2 separate regions of the Homo sapiens genome follow, and region 2 is linked to region 1. Evidence: chromatin contacts called from ENCODE Hi-C data. All regions are on one chromosome and are shown on one strand. The core of a region is the stretch at or near the end of the contact, and the rest is flanking DNA. Distances in the headings are between cores, read along the strand shown.

Region 1 (6,102 bases), core at 996-3,495:
TAATGAAGGGAAAGAAGGGAAAAGGGAGGCAACTTTTGAAAAATGAAGTTATTGCTTTCTCAGTCCTTTCCAATTCAGTCACTGGGAGCTGACAATAAAAACAATATTGATTCCTCATTTTTAGTGAAACCTACCCAATAGAAATCCTTCAGGGCTTGCTATTTTTCTGAGAGAAACCCTGCCTTAGCACTATTGCCTTTTCCGGAAAGGATCTGGCAGAAAACAATATTCTGCCTGGAATTCGCAACATTTCTTCCTTTGTGAAAACAAACAAACAGTAAGTTCATTTCCTCCCAAATCTTCTCAGGATTCTTTCTCCTGGTTTACCTCCTAGAAATCAATTTCTTATGACTTTCTTCACTCACTTTCATAAAAGAGATCAGGCAGATACTCTAAAAGGTGAAAATTAAACATTTCAGGGACAATCTGATGTCATTTTGATTTTTTATGATTAAGTCTGATAGGATTTAATCGAATTCTCAATAATTATTTCTGGCAAGTGATTCTATAAGTGATTAAGTAATTCTCATTATTTTTACTTCTCTGTATTTTCTAATTTCCCTACAATAGATATTTAGTACTCATGAAAGAAAACACATAAAAGTTAAAAAGTATGGTGATCTTAAAGTTGCAGTCAAATATTTGTGGCCATTCTAATCAAATCGCCTTTATGGGGTCTGCTCTTGACTATACTACTTCATTTAATTCTTCCAATCACATCTACTCATCTTGACTGTTTTATCACTGAGGAACCAAAGCCCAGAGATTTTAATAAATGAATCGAATTATCACAGCTAGGAGAGGCAACACCATTATTGAACTGACAGCCTTATTTTTTAAAACACCCTGCAAGTAGGTAAAAAGCAGGAATGTAAACTCAGGTCTATCTGATCAAGTTTTATATTATTAATCACTGTTATTTCCTCAGATGTCTTCCTGAAGTAAAAAACTCAGAATCTGACCAATGTGATTTCTTTTTGTAGCCACGGTTCTACAGTTAAACTGAAGAAAAAAATTAGTTTTCTCTCTGTCAATTGAATGGCTAGTTGTTTTTTTGTTTTGTTTTTGTTTTTCTGACAGTCTTGCTCTATTGCCCGGGCTGGATTGCAGTGGAGTGATCTCGGCTCATTGCAACCTCTACCTTCCAGGTTCAAATGATTCTCCCGCCTCAGCCTTTCAAGTAGCTAGGACTACAGTTGTGTGCCACCATGCCCGGCTACTTTTTGTATTTTTAGTAGAGATGGGGTTTCACCATGTTGGCCAGGCTGGTCTTGAACTCCTGACCTCAAGTGATCTGCCCGCCTCGGCCTCCCAAAGTGTTGGGATTACAGGAGTGAGCCACTGCACCCAGGCTTTTTTTTTTTTTTTTTTTTTTTCCCAAAACAGATGAATTTTCTGAGAGAAGGCCCTCAGCTACATCTAGACTCTACTGAAATGGCCCATTCGGAACCCAGAACATCTATAAGAGTATCTTTGCTTGGAAACTTATAAGAAAGTTCTCAAAATACTAAAGACAAGACACTATGAGGGAAATGAAGGAAAGTTATCATACAGACAGAGGCATTAATTGAACCCCAAGATGAGGCCAGTTAATACAAAAACGAAAGAACTTAAATTCAATACACATTTTCCATTAGCACGTAACTAAAAAAAAAGACTTACAGTAACTTTTAGTATTGCCTGGTATTCTACATTTTTGTAGGCGGAACTTAAAACTCTTAATTTTCACTGAGTTACAATTTAATGACCATTAAGTACCTTCTAAGCCAGAAACATTTTGACTTCCTTTAAGTTTTAAAAACTTCTCCCCCAGACCTTTCCCTACTTTGCTTGTGTTTCCCCTCCTCAGACTTTAGTCTTGCTTTGCTTATTATTATTTTTTTAATCTTCTATTTAGTTTTTTGCAGTTCAGGGTAAGAGACAAGGTATTACTTCTCTCTTGTGGGGTTCCAGCACCAAGGCTGATCTTAATTGAATGGCTCAGAGAATGAATCTGAGGGAAGCAACTATGAACCAATCCAACTGCAAAGGAACAGATTATGAAATTAGTCATGTGCTTTTAAAGCAGTCCCATGTTTCAGTTTTGGAAAGCTGGACTTAAAAATGTAACTAAAATCAATGACTAGGAATGAATGGGGGAAGAATAATGTCTTACCTGTTCTATGTTCATCATATTAAGTTTCAAACATACCATCTCCAGCCACAATTTCAAGCAAAATTAGTTTGAGAATGAGACATTCAGGAGACAGGGGAATTGACAAAGAAGGGAGAACCAAACTCATTGGGTCAAACTATACGGAGATGGCCAGAGAGGACCTGTTGCCAATTTGATAAGTGATCTCATTCCACTCTGAAGCCCATCAGAGTTCTGAGCAGAGAGATGCTGGATCTCATTATTATTTATTCTTGACCTGCAGCCAAAAAAACCCTCTGAACTGAATATCCAGCTTTGCATCTAAGGCATTTCAGTGTCTCCAATGTGGTAAAGGAAAACACTTTTTCTTTCCTGTTGCTATGTATATTGGCAAATATCCTATCCAAAGAATTGTGCTCCAAGAACTCTGGAAACACCTGCCAGCAGAAAACTTGGGAGCTTTGTTTAAACAAGTATACCTGCCAACTTTCCAGTGCTGTTGATTTTGCAGGACTGAACAACGTGGACTATTTTAAAACTACTTATGGATAACAGGAACTGGGCCATGGAGATGAGGCACGGAATGTGCCTAGAATCATGTTTATCTTTTTATTTTTTAGTATTGTGTAGTCTGAGCCTTGTGCAAGAAAACTGCAGTGTTAATCTCCCTTCAGCACTGGGTCCACCATGTGGCTGTGAACAGGAAGAATGCTTGGGCGTGAATTCAAGGTATTTGGCAAAATAGGGTTTCCAAGAAACCCTGTGGAAATATAAAGCTCCAGGCTCTGTGACATGTACTGGCATTAACAAATGTCCCTTAGGTTCTCAAGGGCATTTAGATTCCTTTTGTAATTTCTTCATAGCATTGTAATCAATGAATCAGCTCAAACACTCTTGAGTCTTAGTGAGCAATTCCAAATCTGAGTCCTAATTGGACATGATTATAATAAACAGTTCTACTCTAATTTCCTTCCATCAAAATTAACTACTGTAGGTAATTGTCCAATAGGCAAGATGTTTTCTTGAGGTATTAAATAAAGGCATTTGGATATATAAATCTTAATGGTTGGCATAAAAGATGCCATGCTCAAGGCAATAAGGCTTAGTGGTATTTGTTTTTAACTCAACAGCTAGTATATGGTTGTTTGAAAGTAACTGAACTGAGGTCATTGGAGGAGGTGGAAGGACACCAACCTCCCATCTTACAGACCATAAGGTGGTCCCACTGAACTTCAGCTGTTTCCATGGCTGAGCAGCATGGTGATGTTTTGTGGATGGGAAAGATGCTGCTACTCCAAAGGTGTATCAATCTGAAGATGCTAGCCTACTTCATGTGGTTGGAAGGAAGGATGTTGAAAACCTCTTTATCAGCTGGGTGTGGTGGCCCATGCGTGTAATCCCAGCGCTTCGGAAGGCCCAGGCAGGTGGATCACCAGAGGTCAGGAGTTTGAGACCAGCCTGTCCAACATAGTGAAACCCTGCCTGTACTAAAAATGCAAAAAAAATTAGCCAGTTATGGTGGCACGTGACTGTAATCCCAGCTACTCAGGAGGCTGAGGCAGGAGAATCGCTTGAACCTGGGAGGCAGAGGTTGCAGTAGGCCAAGATCGCACCACTACACTCCATCCTGGGTGACAGAGTGAGACTCCGTCTCAAAAAAAGGAGAAGAAAACCTCTTTATCAATGTGTTCTTCTGGCCTGCTATGAAAGTCCTACCATTTTGAGTTTTTCCTTTGGATTAAGGCTCTGTAGGAGTCACTTTGCTTCTTAGTTCCTCAGTTGCCTCCTCCATACTGTTAGGGAATTAGTTTATGTATCATTTAGTGATCACTGCAATAACACTATGTAATAAACCACCTCTGAAACTCAGGAACTTAAAATAATAATTATTTGTCCTCATAGAGCTGTGTGTTGTTTGGGGAGGCTCAGTTTCAGGCCATGGTGGCTGGGGTGGCTTTGTTTTACATTGAGGGTCCACTGGTCAATTTTGGACAACCTGCCATTGGCTAAGGCAAGTCACATGACCAATCCCTAAGCCAAGGAGTGTGGAAATATGCCTCATTCATGAGTATTTAGTACCAAGCAGTGTGAAAATATACTTCATTTATGAAGTTACTATGGCAAGGGTGTGATATAGGGAGGAGTAAAAAATTGGGGTCACTAAATCAACCTAACACAGACTAGTTAAGTGGATTCTAAATATTGGGGTCCTTGTAGCTATAACAGAGATTTCTCAAATACACTATGTTACAGAATCCTAAAATTTTAAAAATGTAAAGACAGAACCATTTTGCAGGTCCACTAGGGAACTCCTAAAGCATTGTAAGTATCATGTGGGAAGCCTGTAAAAATCTGGGTCTTCTGTAGCAGAACTGAGACGGATGGTCTAGGAAACACCATTTTAAATAACATTTCAAGTTATTCTGATGAGAGCTTGGTGGAGCTTGAATTCTCCAGGATCCTAGGATTCTAAGCTGCACCTCTATTTTGACAGCACATGTGGTTATCAAGTACCAGCACCGTTTTACTGAGTCAGGTTACATATGCTAGCTGAAATAAATTACTCTTCCTATGCCAGTTGACACATTTTGGCAGGGACCTCTTATCCACAAGCCAATACAAATAAAGTGGGTAAAAGCAGGAAAAGGGAGCAATGGTATCTTGTCAAGTTTTGAATACTAATATCTCACTTTTATTTACAACAATAATAGTTGACAATAAAGTCAAGTTCTGATTCTAAGCATTATTTCCAGAAAGTTAGAGTTAATATGCAGTTACTGTAGGCCAGGAAAACCTTAAGCAAAACTTCAGTCATTGGATATATCATTCAGGGTTATACCAGATAAAAAGAATTGGTAGGATATCTATCTACCTATCTGTCTATCTATCTATCTTATCTATCTGTGCAAGGAATTGTCTTTTATGATTGTGGAGGCTGGTGACAAGTCTGAAATCCGCAGGGTAGACCATTGGGAAGGGCAGGCTTGAAGTTAGGCAGAAGTTGATGCTACAGTCCACAGGAAGAATTTCTTCCTTGTCAAGAAAAGCTCACCTGTGCTTTCAAGGACTTTCAGTGGACAGAGTCAGGGTCAAGCACATTAGAGATGATAGTCTCCTTTACTTAAAAGTAACTAATTATATATGCTATTCATATTTACAAAACACATTCACAGCAACACCTAGATTAGTGTTTGATTGAATCACTGGTGCAACAGCATTGACAAATTGGCACATAGAACTGACCATCATCATATCTGAGGATTTCTCTTCTTGTTTTGGGTGTTACATTTGTGTGTTACCTGTATCCTTATTTAACATTTTTTTAAACTAACTTAGTTTTTGAATTTCAGCCTTCTCATAAGCAATAGTAACTATTAAACTATTCATTTCATGTGTTAGTTATATAAATCATAAAAACAATAAAATTAGTTATATCTATTAAAATAGTTTGTCCATATACTACCTTAAATAATTTACCACACCCTCTTGGAAATACTAGACTAATTTATTAAATTAATCGCTAGATAGTTGGGTCGAAGAGCTTGCTAGAAAGAAGCAATTTTAATAAGGAAAGAGAAAGTCTAAAGCCAGGAGCTCAACCTGGGCAGGGCAAAATCCAAAAAGATGCTTTCTGTTACAGAAAGCCCAGGGGAACCTGGGATTGGGAGTGCTACACACCTATGGTGAAAATGACACAGGGAGGAGTGTTTAAAGCTGTCTGAAAGTTTCATAGAGTTTTGAGGAATGACTTTAGCCACTTACATTACAACTTTCAGGAAGGCTATACTGCAAAGAACTTAAAATAGTTGAGTTCATCAAGCCAAAGACAAAGAAGGCGAGAAAGAAATTATCTTTGCCCTTAAGACCCTTATAGTCTAATAGAAAAGAGCAATATCAAAATATGATCACAGACCAGTATGGAATACACTGTTAGAGGCCTGCAGAGGTGCCAAGTAAAAGGTGAAGTG
Region 2 (6,102 bases), core at 1,736-4,235, 230 kb after region 1:
TGAAATTGCATTTGAGATAAATTCCTTAGCTAAAAGAGCTGAATTCTACTTATATTGCCTTCCCCTCTGTTTTAACACCATAATTTTAAAAAATAAGGTCTAGTGAAGTTTAAGAAACACCAGTCTTTCCATCTTGCTTTTAAAGCCTACAGAGTTCTGGCTGGATCTTTCAAAGGAGCCAAATGAAATGTTGCCACATGGAAAATGTAGTGCCTCCTAGAAAGGGGAAAGGTCTGTTCTAATTTCACTCTCTGAGGCATGCAGTCACTTTCCAATTTAGCTTTTTTTAAAAAAAATCAGTGGTGTCCTATTGTAACACCAACACCTGTGAAAAGAATTCATTCATGCTGGCAATTAGAGTGGAAGTTTGGGGAAGTGGGGATTTTCAAAAGAAAAGAACTAGAATTTAGTCTTTTAGTCTTTTAGTCTTTTCTCTTTCTCCTTTGTCTCTTCCTCTCCCCTCTCTCTATCCCTTTCCCCACCCCACCTTCTCTTCACCAGTTCCATCGCCCCACAACACACACACTCGCTCATGTTTTTCTATCACAACTAACAAGTTTGGTTTTGCAAATTCCTCAACAAACACTTCTCAATATTTTCCTTGGAATCTGTTTTTCAAGTTGTTACTGTTTGTGGATAGTTATTTTTTTCACATGTAAACCTGTAATTAAAATTATGCACTTACCGCAAGCCAAAATTTCATCTTGCTTTGCAGATTGAAATGACCTGTCCATTTATTTAATCTTATTAACAGCAACTGTAATCATCATTATTTAGATGCTTTTAGAACATAGCATTTTATTTATGTATTTTTGAAAGAACCTTTTTTTTTTTTTTTTAATTGCCATAGTGCTTTAGAAGCTTAGGCTCAGAAGTCAGCTTTTTCTGGGCTCGAATTCTAACCTTCCGACATCCAGCCATGAGTTTTTAGACAAATTATTTAATTGCCTTAATCATTAGTTTCCCTCATCTGTAAATCAGGATTATATAATATATATGTAATAGACTATTGGGAGAGTTAAATGAGGCTATGAATAGACAACACATAGCAATGGCTGGAATGTAGTATATAGTCAGTAAGTTAGCTATCCTCCAGCATTTTCTTCTCCGGCACCATTATAATGTGGGATATTGACAAAAGAGATTTATAAAATAAAAGAATTATATGTACAGTCTTAGTTTCTTCATGCTTCTATAACAAAATACCTGAGACTGAGTAATTTATAAACAACAGAAATCTATTTCTCACAGTTATGGAGGCTGAGAAGTCTGAGATCGAGTCACTAGCAGGTTTGCTGTTTGGTGAGTGCTAGTCTCTGCTTCAAGATGGCACTCTGTTGCTGCATCCACACATGGTGGAAGGTGGAAGGGCTAAAAAAGGGATACATTTTGGGAGAAGCTTCTTTTATAGGGCATTAATACCTTTCAAGAGGGCAGAACCGCCATGACTTAATCACCTTCTAAAGGTTTCACCTCTTAATACTATCACATTGGTGATTAAGTTTCAACATGAAATTGAGAGGGAATGCAGTCAAACCATAGCATATACAAATCATACTAAGAAAAATTTTCCAATATTGACTTTTCCAGTAATTTAAAACAGTCACAGGAATCTGTGCCACTGTAGAAAGCTGCAAATAGGGCTGCAAACGAGCACCCAGTACTTCTGATCTAACTGATGTTACAGTGAAAATGCTGTCATGACAGAGGCATGGTTACCCTGTATCCACAGGGTATGCACTGTGCCTTTTGGAAATGGAGTATGTTAATCAATGTCATAAGAGCTAAGCTGCAACATTGACTGGATATTTGAACAGGACACATCTATGGTGTAAATTCAGCTTTGAGTCATCACTTCTTTAGTTGTTGTAGCTGGAGTAAAAAAATTCATGAAAACACCAACTCATTCAATTATAGGATGCAGAAAAATTTGGAAGGGATGGAAGGCTGTTTTGTAGAACACAATGGGTATAAAAGCCTTGAGTAAGACTGAGAAATTATGATCCCATTGAAGTCATTGGACATACATTTTCTGAGTATCTGCTCTATTCTGGCAGTGTGTCTGGTCCTATAGAGGCAGTGAAGCCCAAAACAGTGCCCCAGGCCTCAAAAAGTTTCAAATCGTGAGACTGGGGTAGAAGGAGAGATGGCCTTAAGGAAAGAGGGTATGAGTCAGCTTTTGCTGCAATGATGCTGGGCAGCAAACATTCAAAAATCAGTGACTTAAAACAAGCTAAATAGTATTGTAACCCAGGTTTCTCGACTCAACAAAAGTTCAATACCACCTTAAAAAGCCTATTTAGACATTCTTTTAATCTCACTCCTTCTAATTGAAATTGAAATGCCTCAGATAAATTACACATCTGTTTACATATTATATGTATATCCATGCTTTATGCATTAAAAAGTAAGATTTTTTTTGCCTTCCAGTGCCAATTTTCACCCCTTTTGGGCAACATTGCTCCATTAATAATGCATGATCTAACCCACCTTTGGGGGTTCAGGAAAAAGCTTCCAGAGACTTTAATACTTGGATTGCACCTTGGAGGTAGCAGGATTTTTCCAAACAAACAAGAGAGAAGTGTATTCTAACCATTAGGAATAGCACTGGTACCAATGGGTAAAAGAACCTTCTGTACTTTGGAAACTGCCAGGGTGGTTGGAATGCCAGGCTAAGGTCAGGGTGTGGTATGAGAGAAAGCTGGAGAGGTAGGCATATTATGAATCAGAGCCATGGTAAGCACCTCACCATGAAATCAACATTTCCCAGACTTTTCTCAGCCTTTTTTGCCTGCTTATATTCTAGGCATAGAATCAACTTTGCTTCTGAGGACAACTGTATCTTACTTTAGCCTTCAAAATACTCCCACAATTGAAGGGGAGGGCTCCTTGCAGCAACAAGGCTAGCAACTGGGGTGTGAAAACTGCTATTCTCCTTCTGAATGGGTCAGCTGGGAAATCAAGGGAAATGAATCATTGAAAACAGCTGTGTGGGTTGACCATGGCTTGGCAGTTGGCCATTGTTTGCCAGTAAAAGTAGCAGCAGAAATCAACCTGTACTGAATGCTACCCGTACATTTGGCTCAACCAATTTCTTAGAAGCTGATTTAAAGATTCTTCCCAAATTTACTATTAACAAAAAAGCCTGTACCACAGAAAGAAATATTTGGATTGCCTGTCAGTTTGCAGTATTTATGTCAACTCCTGTATGTTCCACTTTGGCAGCTTTGGCAAGTAAAAACTAAACAAAATAAAAATGATGCCATGAAGTAAAACACACATTCTCTTTTGCCAGATTTTTAGTATGTTCCTAATTTCTAAACCAAAAATTTGGTCACTATGACGTGACTAACATGAACCTCCCTAGGAATGGAAAGTAAATAAATATGAAACTAGGACTATTTTAAAAAATGTGAACGTAAAATCACTAAATTTTAGGCAAATTTTGGACTTAGTAAAAACAATCATGTTGTGAAATACTAAAATAATTCCCTGACCTACAACTAATTAGTTTACTTCAGATTTCACTAAGATATTTTAACCTCAACAAACAGCAAAAATCCTTCTTTCAACTGAATACTTGCAAAATTAAATTCCAGAACCCATCTTTAAGTTTGGCTCCCATAACCCAATATGCGATAGCTATGTGATATGCTCAAGTTGTCCATATTTTTGCAACATGTGGAGAAACAGGAAGCCCAGAACAGTCAAATGCAGGCCCTTATGCAGACATAATGTAATTGTGTTCAGACAGGATATTCATTCTTCTGGGTTTTATTAGGTGCACTCTAATTAATTAAAGAATGACAGACGTCATTGCGGAATTCTTCATCCCTCCAGTTAAGGCATCATTTTCAGGGCATGATACCATCTTAATGAAAATGATCCATTATTACCATGTTAAACAGATACAAATAACAAAAACCAAGTTAAACAGGAAGAAATGAACCTAGCTATAAATCACAGGTGAAACTAAGCCCAACCTAATTTGCAATGCAGAAGTTTCTCTGTTTCAGATGTTCTACTCTGGTAGTAGCTCCGGCCTTCCCATTATAGGCACCCTCTCCACCACCAGCAGCCTTCTTAGGTATCAGCTCTGGAGCATTCTTCTCTTGACTATCAATGTTCCATGACACTGAGAACCTTCCATTCAGCCAGAGGTCAGGTAACTTTGAGTCTTCATCAGCTTGCTGGAGACACTGAATGCACTGAAGGTATTTTTAAAAGAGAATACAGAATCATGGAGACTTGAGAGGTAGGCTGATCTATATCCCTGTTCTTTCCCTCAGGAGAGATGAAGTCACATAGTGACTACATTGAATAAAGAATAACTTCAATATCAACTGAATTCTGAAAATTAAGAGATCTGCTCTGTATTGTACCATTTTGTTCCTGTAGGATTTCTTTTTTCTTGGCTTATTTTTATCAAGAGCAGAGATGAATTATGAAGAAGCTAATGATGCATTTTTAAACTTTAAGACACTTCCAAAGCCAGGGGAAGAGCTGTAGCTATGTCTTCATAGTCATATTTTTGTAAAATTTCAAAAGTACTATATTTTAACTACAGGTGAATCACTTTCTCTTTCTACTCTGACACCCCTCCATTATATTGTCCCTCATATCAAGTGTCCCCAGAGTAGCCACAGAGATTTGCGGGTTTCAGCTAAGAGGAAGTTTGGTAAAGCATCGATACAGTTGCTGAACATAGTTGGGCATATTTATGCTAGTTGTCCCATTTTAAGAATGGCTCTAGAAATCTTTCCCCCAGTTGAAATATGAGATACAGCCCAACTAATGCTTCCATGGAATAATCACAGAAGACTTGGGAAGGACCTTGAACCACACGCACTCAGATAAAATATATGCATATTGCTGCCCCGCAGATACTGAGATAATTAATGTTTGTTGTCTTGAGGAGCTAAGTTTTAGAGTAGTTAGTTATATGCCAACATATAATTAATATATTGAGGAAGAGAAACAATAATTTAATCATCTTGTTAAATTCGTCCTCTCAGAATATATGAAAGCTGTAATATCTTGCATAATGAAATATCATTTTATAATAAGGTTGAAAGTCCATTTCCTTATTTCTTTTTATGTTCCATTAAGTGGTTCTAAGGATACTCACGAGTTCACATAATTTTCACAATAGTTGTCCTTGGTGGTTGAGAAAAAATTTATGATACCAAATAATTCATATTAATATTATTCTAAAATCTGTATGTAGGTAAGATTAGATGAAACATATACGAAATATGTAAGCTTTATTTATTGAAATCTAGACAGATGTTAAAAGCTAAAATTATGGATAATTTTATTTCAAAAAACTGTTTTAAAATATTTAGTTACATTTTCAATAAAATGTTTAAAATTCAGCTTTAAATAAATTTCAGTGTAAAATATTGATATTCACTAATTATAGTTGCCTCTTACTTTTTAACTTATGTAAATTCAAGTTTTTTAGAATAAAATATTTTAAGCATATGTCAAAGAATTTTATCTTTAAATATTTTACATTAATTTTAATTTACTTTTTTGATTTAAAAATACTCAATTTGTTTAATATTGCATATATTTTAATTTCTGGCCCCTTAGATGATCAGAACAAAATTATGTCAAATATTAGATTCTTTAGATGGAGATTTTTCTGAAATGAAAAAAATAGAATACATTTTATAAAACAAACATATAAAAAGTCATTAATAATGTATGTCTCTATTTGTCTTTAAACATGGCTGGCCACAAAACATTTAGAAACACATATTGATAATGAAATTTAATAATGTTTGATATTGTGTGTCATATAAAAGCTATAACTTTATACATAATTTTCAAGTTTGTCATTATGAAGATGTATTTCAGGAAGATATAATATATTTTAATTAACAGTTGGTTATTTTAGTTTATAATTGTAAAATATTGACATATATGGTATGTGCACCCCATTAGTATTCTTGCCCACACACTTACAAATATTAGGGGCAGGTGTGCCTTTCTTGACAATTCCACTGTAAAATTTCAACATCACTCACATCCTCTGTATCATCTTCCTCTTCCCAGATTTACTTTTCTTTAAAGTTCTTATCAATATTTCACAAGATA

The links. A loop is a pair of places that touch in the nucleus more often than their neighbours do. Pooled maps may share reads with other maps.
Region 2: a loop to region 1 is called in a map of aorta, with 7 times the contacts of the local background. The contact joins the enhancer-like site here to the promoter of LINC01985 in region 1. A Hi-C loop is called at or near these places in 4 of 168 maps with a recorded cell type or tissue (MCF 10A, aorta, cardiac septum and 1 more) and 12 of 50 pooled maps.

Annotation. Positions count from the first base shown.
Region 1 is chr3:30,515,011-30,521,112 of GRCh38, reverse strand. LINC01985 (long intergenic non-protein coding RNA 1985) reads right to left here and starts at 2,245. Exons shown (of 3, transcript NR_147054.1): 1 at 2,156-2,245.
Region 2 is chr3:30,283,059-30,289,160 of GRCh38, reverse strand. No RefSeq gene overlaps it. Among named protein-coding and RNA genes, the nearest start is that of LINC01985, 230 kb to the left of the region's middle. Within about 2 kb of position 2,985, at least 18 of the 41 ENCODE cell types and tissues checked have a DNase peak (open chromatin) inside an H3K27ac peak, as active enhancers do; they include endothelial cell of umbilical vein, where a contact is called at or near this core.